Linked DNA regions of Homo sapiens: region 2 is linked to region 1. A link is an interaction called in ENCODE POLR2A ChIA-PET data of the cell type or tissue named here. Cell type or tissue: GM12878. All regions are shown on one strand. Links, peaks and the distances in the headings refer to the core of each region. The heading gives the core; the rest is flanking DNA.

Evidence for each region. ChIA-PET counts read pairs that join two places held together with the same protein. Peaks named below come from ENCODE experiments on the same cell type or tissue, not always from the same donor. Only the 100,000 strongest peaks of a DNase experiment are listed, where the experiment ranks them.
Region 2: POLR2A ChIA-PET joins it to region 1 with 5 read pairs; 3 of 35 experiments call an interaction of 5 or more read pairs at or near these places.

What each region holds. Positions count from the first base shown.
Region 1 is chr1:155,764,700-155,769,030 of GRCh38, forward strand. GON4L (gon-4 like) reads right to left here. Exons shown (of 32, transcript NM_001282860.2): 20 at 2,726-2,842; 21 at 301-2,010. Among named protein-coding and RNA genes, the nearest start is that of DAP3, 78 kb to the left of the region's middle. In GM12878, for the core only: no CTCF peak of the experiment used is centred there; no DNase peak of the experiment used is centred there.
Region 2 is chr1:155,956,182-155,960,555 of GRCh38, forward strand. ARHGEF2 (Rho/Rac guanine nucleotide exchange factor 2) reads right to left here. Exons shown (of 22, transcript NM_001162383.2): 12 at 2,139-2,215; 13 at 1,532-1,701. Among named protein-coding and RNA genes, the nearest start is that of MIR6738, 7.0 kb to the left of the region's middle. RefSeq lists a silencer at 2,727-2,866. In GM12878, for the core only: no CTCF peak of the experiment used is centred there; a DNase peak (open chromatin) is centred at 2,822; H3K4me3 peaks cover 570 bases; H3K27ac peaks cover 2,031 bases.

The DNA of each region.
Region 1 (4,331 bases), core at 1-4,000:
AAGTGCTGGGACTACAGGAGTGAGCCACCAAGCCCAGCCTATTACTATTTTTTAAGGCATTTAAAGTATGGTCAGGTGATTCAATTTAATGTGTAAACGAGTTTAATATAATAAGTAAAATTTCATCCTTTCCATCTCATTTCACCTCAACTCCACAATCATGTCCCATAATGCATTCACAAATCAAATACAAATGATTTTAGGACTATCCATAGTGCAGCAAGCAAGCAGGTGGCATATCAATAAGTGATACATATTACTGAGTCCACGAAATACTTGAGAATATTCTCCAGCTCTCACCTGGAGTTCTGGGACAGAAAGCACAGATTCCTCAGAAGCTGATGACATTTCATCTTCCTCATCTTGGGTGAGGTCATCAAAGTCCTCTTCTTCCTCTTCTTCTGGCCCATTCTTCTCTCCTCCAGTTTCTGGCCCAACTGGAGTCCCCACTGACTGACCATCAACACTGGATGAATCTTCTGGCTTCCCTGGGGGGCTACTAAGCCTCACTTCAGGATCCATTGAGGACAAAGCATTCTTTGATGATCCTTTGTTCACATCTGTCCCTGAGGTTCCTTCATCAGGGGGCTCTTGAGAAGATGAAGGGGTTTTAGTTGGCTGACTCCTCTCCTCTTCCTTCTGTAAGACTGTCTGTTTCGTTACTTCTCCAGCACTGCTCAACTCCTCGCTTGGGGCACCAGTGTCCAATTCCACAGCATGTTCCACTTTGATGTCATCACAAATATCACGCTCAGGGGATCCACTGATTTCCTCTCTAGCTTCTTCAGGTTCCATCTTGACAATTTCCTCTAAATCCCCAGGGGTAGGGTTGTTTAGAGACTCCTGGATGCCCTGAGGGAGCGGCTCCAGAGCTTGCCTCCCCTCCTCTGTTTTCACAACGGTCCAGCGACAGGCACTATTCTCTGACAATCCTTCTTGGCACTCTGCATCTGCTAGTGGAGGCCCTGGGCTATGTTCCACTTTCGGGAAAACAGTAGCAGAGAGAGGAGATAGTTCCTGGGGCTCTAATTTGGGTTCTAGGCCCTGAAAGGCATTTTCCCCATCAGCCACAGCACAAGCAATGTCCACATTCACGTGGGCCTTATCTTCAGGGGTGGATGGTATAGGAAGATTCACAGAATTGCCAGAAACAATTAAGGGTGAGACAGAGGAGGCCACAAGGGACTGGTTCAATGGACAGGGGAAGGAAGTAGGGTTAACCAAGAGGGTAGTGATGGGAATAGTCTGGGGACTCTGGGCCACAGCCGCATTGACAGGCTGGATCATGTTACAGCCACCGCCAAGGCTCACAATCTTCACAGTGGTAGCAGGAACAGTGAAGATAACAGATGCAGGGTGGTGGATAACAGGGGCAGGTTTCATACAGGGAGAGGCCTTGACTCCTCTTCTCTTTGAGGGTCTCCGTCTCACATATGGCTTTCGAAACTTAGAAGGGGCAAGGGAGGGCAGCATTACCTTGGGCACAGGGGCAGAAGAGAGCAAAGTCTGGGACTCAGACAGAGGGAAGCTTGTCCTGGCCTCAGGGGGCACAGCAGGCAGTGCTGCAGGAGACTCAAAACTCTCACCTCCACTGACCCCCAGTGGAGGGACACCTGGAACTGTCTGTAAAACAGTGGCTGGCTGTATTGGGTGAGGAATCCGGAGCACCATTTTGCTCGGAGGGGCTTCTGAATGAGTTGATCGGGCTGGTGTTTTCCCAGGGTTGAAGCTGGGCTGGAGAGAGGGGCTGGGTTGGATAAGGAGGGGCTTCAGGACTGATGAACGCTTCTGTCTCCAAGCCTTCCTGGGGAAACGGGTGGCAACTGGCTTCAGTTTCAGGACTACACCCTTAGGCAATAGCAGTGGGTACCGAGATTCACTCCCCAACTCCAAATTGTCTTTTTCTAGGCTTCGATCTGAGTTGATCTCAGTGGTTCCAGTCATATTTCCTACCTCTCTAGCACCATCAGCCATGTGCCGCAGTTCTTCCTGGATGGATGGCAGACTGGCCTATTGGAAACAAGAACACTCTGATCCAGCATATGTCAGAATTTGGGAAAAAGAGGCTTGGCACAGTGGCTCACGCCTGTAATCCCAGCACTTTGGGAGGCTGAAGTGGGCAGATCACTTGAGGTCAGGAGTTCAGGATGAGCCTGACCAACACGGTGAAACCCCGTCTCTACTAAAAATACAAAAATTAGTTGGGTGTGGTGGCATGTGCCTGTAATCCCAGCTACTCAGGAGGCGGAGGCAGGAGAATCACTTGAACCTGGGAGGCAGAGGTTGCGAGAAGCCGAGATCGCACCTTAGCCTGGGTGGACAGAGCAAGACTCTGTCTCAAAAACAAAACAAAACAACAACAAAAAAAGAATTTGGGAAAAACAATAGGGCTTTCTAGGTTTTAGAGACCTTAGACAGTCTCAAGGCATCTTTCCAAGAAGGGTCTCTCTGCATATCAAATCTACAAAGACCACATTCTAATTATACACTTTAGAAACTTCTGTGAATTTCCTTTAGCAAATTATTATTTTACCTATTATTTTGAAAATGCTGTAGAATCACCCAGAGAAGGGCAGAAAAGTAAGGGAAGAAAGGTGAATCAGGAAGATTTCTAAAGTCCTAGTTCTACAACTAAAGCATTAGACGATTAAGGAAGCCCTTGATATTCTCTCAGAACTTTCAGTGACCTTCTGCCTCCTACAGACTTCGAGGAAGAGGGCTGTACCTTTAACCAGAATGGGAGCCGGTGTTCTTCTCTCTCTATAGGTGGCTTCCACTGATGTGGCTGGATCTCTTCACAGCATTTTCCTAGGACTGGCAGCTGTTTGGTCTTCTTATAAAACTTAACATGAAAAAAATGCGCATGAATTACATTCCTTCTGGAAACACTGTCCCCTGTCAGGCTGGTGAATGGGGTGGTGGTGGATCAAGAGAAACACACACACACACACACACACACACACAAGACCACATACACAAACATCCATGAACGCACATATATAAATAGCATATGCTGAATACTTGTACATTTCAAATTAAACTAATCTCTATTTAAATATTTCACAATTATTCAATATTTTCTAACTGATGATCTCCATTCTGGTTGCCAGGAAGGGGAGAGTTTAGGTCACAGAGAGAAAAGGAAGCAGATGCTCAGAGCAATCTTATGTAAGATTTGTTCTTGATCAACAGCTGCAAAGACAACATCGTAATCTATACCTTGGACACATGAAAGCTTCCTTTTAAGCAAATGGTGGTGTGAAAGGCATTAGAAGAGAAGGGGGGAAAAAAAGAGCCTGAGAAAGTTCAATTTTAAGAGTAAATGAAGGTTGGGCGTGGTGGTTCATGCCTATAATCCCAGCACTTTCGGAGGTGGGCAGATTACCTAAGGTCAGGAGTTCAAGACCAGACTGGCCAACATGGCAAAACCCCTATTCCTACAAAAATACAAAAATTAGCCAGGCATGGTGGCACGCACCTGTAATCCCAGCTACTCAGCGGGCTGAGGCAGGAGAATTGCTTGAACCTGGGAGGTGGAGGTTGAGGTGAGCTGAGATCAGAGACAGTGCCACTGCACTCCAGCCTGGGTGACACAGTGAGACTCCGTCTCAAAAAAAAAAAAAAAGAATAGGCCAGGCGCAGTGGCTCACCTTGTAATCCCAGCACTTTGGGAGGTTGAGGTGGGCAGATCACGAGGTCAGGAGATTGAGACCATCCTGGCTAACATGGTGAAACCCCGTCTCTACTAAAAAATACAAAAAATTAGCCAGGCGTGGTGGCTGGTGCCTGTAGTCCCAGCTACTCAGGAGGCTCAGGCAGGAGAATGGCATGAACCTGGGAGGCGGAGCTTGCAGTGAGCCGAGATCACACCACTGCACTCCAGCCTGGATGACACAGCAAGACTCCATCTCAAAAAAAAAAAAAAAAATTGAGACAGGTCTCACTTTTTTGCCCAGGCTGGTCTTGAACTCCTGGGCTCAAGTAATTCTCCCACCTTGGCCTCCCAAAGTGCTGGGATTATAGGCGTGAGCCACGGCCCCATTTAACTCTTGAATATTCATGTAACACCTGTTTCTCCCAACCTCTGATAGCATGTAAGATTTTTCCTTTGGCTCCAATGTTTTGAAAATTCATGATAATATGGCTTAGAATTTGTCTAGTTTCATCCGTGGTGCTAAGGCACTTGATAAACCGTATTCTGCTGCAGAAAAATCTTTTTCCTTCACGTTTGAGTTGTGTGTCATTTTCTGTGCACATCTTTGTACTTTTTGTTTGTTTCTCTGCTTCTTGATCTTTGAGACAGAGACTCCTCTGTCGCCCAGGCTGGAGTG
Region 2 (4,374 bases), core at 375-4,374, 190 kb after region 1:
CTCCACCCCCGGGTTCAAGCGATTCTCCTGCCTCAGCTTCCCGCGTAACTGGGATTACAAGCTTATGCCACCACGCCCGGCTAATTTTTGTATTTTTAGTAGAGACGAGGTTTCACCATATTGGCCGGGCTGGTCTTGAACTCCTGACCTCAAGTGATCTACCCGCCTCAGCCTCTCAAAGTGCCGGGATTACAGGCGTGAGCCACTGTGCCTGGCCTGCAATTTCATACTTTTATATGCATTTCTAAAAACCTTTTCAAAATTCCATGGTGCAGAAGTTAAAAAAAAAAAAAGGTTTACAAATTATAAAGTTGAGAACTGATTCCCTGAAAGCTAAAGAAAAATTATAAAAATCTTGGCTGGGCATGGTGGCTAATGCCTGTAATCTCAGCTCTTTTGGAGGCTGAGGTGGGCGGATAAATCTGAGATCAGGAGTTCGAGACCAGCTTGGTCAACATGGCAAAACCCCGTCTCCACTAAAAATACAAAAATTTGGCTGGGTGCAGTGGCTCATGCCTGTAATCCCAGGACTTTGGGAGGCTGAGGCGGGTCGATTACGAGGTCAAGATATCAAGACCATCCTGGCCAACATGGTAAAACCCCGTCTCTACTAAAAATACAAAAATTAGCTGGGCATGGTGGCGTGAGCCTGTAGTCCCAGCTACTCAGGAGGCTGAGGCAGCCCGGCAACAGAGACTCTGTCTCCAAAAAAAAAAAAAAAAAAAAAAAATTTGCCTGGGGTCGTGGTGGGCACCTGTAGTCCCAGCTATTTGGGAGGCTGAGGCAGGAGAATCGCTTGAATCCAGGAGGTGGAGGTTGCAGTGAGCTGAGAGCGAGACTCTGTCTCAAAAAAAATTAAAAAAAAAAAAGAAAGAAAACCTGTAAAAATCTGAATTAGAATTACACTTACACTTCATTCTTTAGGCATAATCTTCCAGAATCCATTTTAAACATCTTACCTGTGCTTTATTTGATGTTTTTTCCCATCACAATTAGACACATAGTTGACTGCCTCAAATCTAATGTGTGTCCAATAGAAGCTAAAGATTTGCTGCTTTGACACACTGATTTCCTTCTTGCTTCTATTGTGTTGAGTCTGTTTATGAGACTTGTTCCTCTCTAGTATCGATGCTTTCATTATCCTCTTTTTCATTCATTTTTAGAAAAATAAATGTAAAATACAATACAATCCAAATAACAGCCCTCTGCCTACAGATGAACATGTGAATGCAGCTGAAATTGTACTGTTGGCTGGCAGGTATGCCACCATGTGACAGCTCAAAGTATTCCCTTGCTTGTCAGCTCATGCTGAATTTGAAAGGGAGTTGAGGTTGGCAATGTATAAAATGTGGCTTTACAGGACATAAGAACATAGGTGACCTTTCCAGTCTTGGGCCATTTTGTCTCTCCCTCAACCTCTTCCCCCACCTCTGAATGCTGGATTCTGTTCCCAGGGAGTTCTATGGTTGGGATCTAATGCTGCAGGTACCCTGAGGTCATAAGCACATGCAGGCGGCAGGCAGACACTCACGTGCGCACGCTCTGCTGAATGACCCGGATCCAGGTGCTCCGGTCATCCCGGGATGCTGTGTGCACCTCGTACATCTCAGGTGGGGCTGCGCTGATCAGAAACATCCCTTTCTCCTGGTTGGCAATGTCTCGTACGATTAGATTCTGCAGCGATACCACTGAAGGCTTGTCCTGCCAGTCAGGGGAAAGGAAGGATTAAGCCTGGGAATCCTGTCCCTTGGCATATTTAGGCCTTCAATCCTTCTGGACGAGGACTGAAAGGACTGAAGAGTCATCTTACAATACCAGTTAAGAGCCAGGCACTGGTGCCAGCCAGAAGGGACTTAGAAATGTGTGCAACCCTTGACAAATTATTTAACTGACTTGAAGCTTTACTTTCATCATCTATAAAATGAGGACGAAAATAATCTTTTCCCACAGGTGTAAAAGTGCCTGTGCACAGTAACAGTACCTGTGAGCTGCTCTTATTTTTTATTATTACGGTAATAGTAACAATTATAGCTGTTTGACTCTGGGGGACTCCAGAGCTCTCGTGGGCTTGGGCAGGAAAGCAAGAAGAGACTAAAACACTTGTCTGTGCTGAGAAAGGTGAAGAATGAATGTCTCACCAGGGTAGGAAAGATGTACTTCTGGTCCTTTTCCTGGAGAAACACCAGTACATCTGTCATCAGCAGCACTAGCACATCTGGAAGGGGATGAAGGTGGGAGAACAGTCAGCACTAGACGGTCTGAGCAGCTGCTTCCCTCTTTCCCAAGGACCAGGCTTATCCCATCAGGTTAGAGCTCCCAGTTTCCCTCTTCCTGGCCTCTCTTCCCTCTGGCTGCTTGCACTTTTTCAGACCTCTCACACCTCACCCATTCTATTTTTTTTTTTTTTTTTTGATACAGAGTTTTCATCTTGTTGTTCAGGCTGGAGTGCAATGGTGCAATCTTGGCTCACTGCAACCTCCGCCTCCCGGGTTCAAGCGATTCTCCTACCTCAGCCTCCCAAGGAGCTGGGACTACTACAGGCGTGTGCCACCATGCCCGGCTAATTTTGTATTTTTAGTAGAGACGGGGTTTCACCATGTTGGTCAGGCTGGTCTCAAACTCCTGACCTCAGGTTTATCCACCAGTTTCGGCCTCCCAAAGTGCTGGGATTACAGATATGAGCCACCGCGCCTGGTCACACATTCTTACAGCTTAAAAACAGTGTGGGTGGGGGGTGGGGGGCGGGCAGGGTGCAGAAAGATTCATGTGCTATCAGACAAAACAGCGTTGTGGGCTAGCAGGAACCACAGGGATCACTCAGTGTCTACAGAAAACCCTTTCTACCTGACTGATTCAGGTTTCTTAACCTAGGGCCTACAGACCCCCTGGGATGTCAGGCTTCAGTGGCTCTGTAAACCTTCTGAAGGTGTGTAAATAGTTTTACATATTAACATAACTCGTGTATTTTTTTGGGTGACAGGGTCCAAGATTTTTGTGAGATTCATAAGGTTCCCCAGAGCAAGAGGGACCATACTTTTATTTTTTATTTATTTTTAATTTAATTTGATTCTATTATTATTTTTTTGAGACGGAGTCTCACTCTGTCGCCTAGGCTGGAGTGCAGTGGTGCCATCTTGGCTCACTGCAACTTCTGTCTCCCAGGAAAAAGCGATTCTCCTGCCTCAGCCTCCTGAGCAGCTGGGATTAAGGAGCACGCCACAACACCTGGCTAATTTTTTGCATTTTTGTAGAGACGGGGTTTCACCACGTTGGCCAGGCTGGTCTCTAACTCCTGACCTCAAGTAATCTGCCTGCCTTGGCCTGCCGAAGTGCTGGGATTACAGGCATCAGCCACTGCGCCTGGCCTATTTTTTATTTTTTGGGACCAAGTATCGCTCTGTCGCCCTGGCTGGAGGGCAGTGGTGTGATCTCTGCTCACTGTGACCTCTGCCTCCTGAGTTCAAGCGATTCTCATGCCTCAGCCTCCCAAGTAGCTGTGGCTACAGGTGAATGCTGCCATGCCTGGCTAATTTTTGTATTTTTAGTAGAGATGGGGTTTCACCATCTTGGCCAGGCTGGTCTCGAATTCCGGACCTCAGGCGATCTGCCTGCCTGATTCAGCCTCCCAAAGTGCTGAGATTATAGGGATGAGCCACCGTGCCCAGCCTGGACCACATTTTTTAGCCTTTAAATTCCATTTCTAATATCTAACTAAGGAAGACCTTTACGGCTATCTGACCTAAATTCTCCCTGTCCTGGCATATTCCCACTTCTAATTTTGAGCTTGGTAGGGAGGGAGAAAGTTTCCTTCCTCTCGCAGAGGACTGAAAGACCATCCCTCACCCACCCATCTCCTTCAACCCCAGCAGGCCCCTGCTTCAATTTCTTTCTCTGCTTCACACTCCAAGCTCTCAGATCCTATGGGGTCAGCACTCCAAGACTGAGGGAGGAAACAAAGATCAATTCCATAAAACTTGGATGTCACAATCAAGAAAACAGAGGGCGAGGCATAGTGGCTCACATTTACAATCCCAGCACTTTGGGAGGCTGAGGCAGGAGAATCACTTGAGGCCAGGAGTCTGAGCAAGACTAGCCTAGGCAACATAGCAAGATCTTATCTCTACAAAAAATTTAAAAATGTGCTGGGTGTGGTGGTGCAGGTCTGTAGTCCCAGTTACTCAGGAGTCTAAGGCAGAAGGATCACTTGAGCCCAGGAGTTTGAGTTACAGTGAGCTATGACTGCACCACTGCACCCCAGCCTGAGCAGCAAAGCGAGACCCTGTTTCTAAAAAAAAAAAAAAAGAGAGAGAAAACATACACTCCTCCTTTGCCCTTGGGGATTTTACTAAACTGTGGGCACACAGAAGGGGAGGG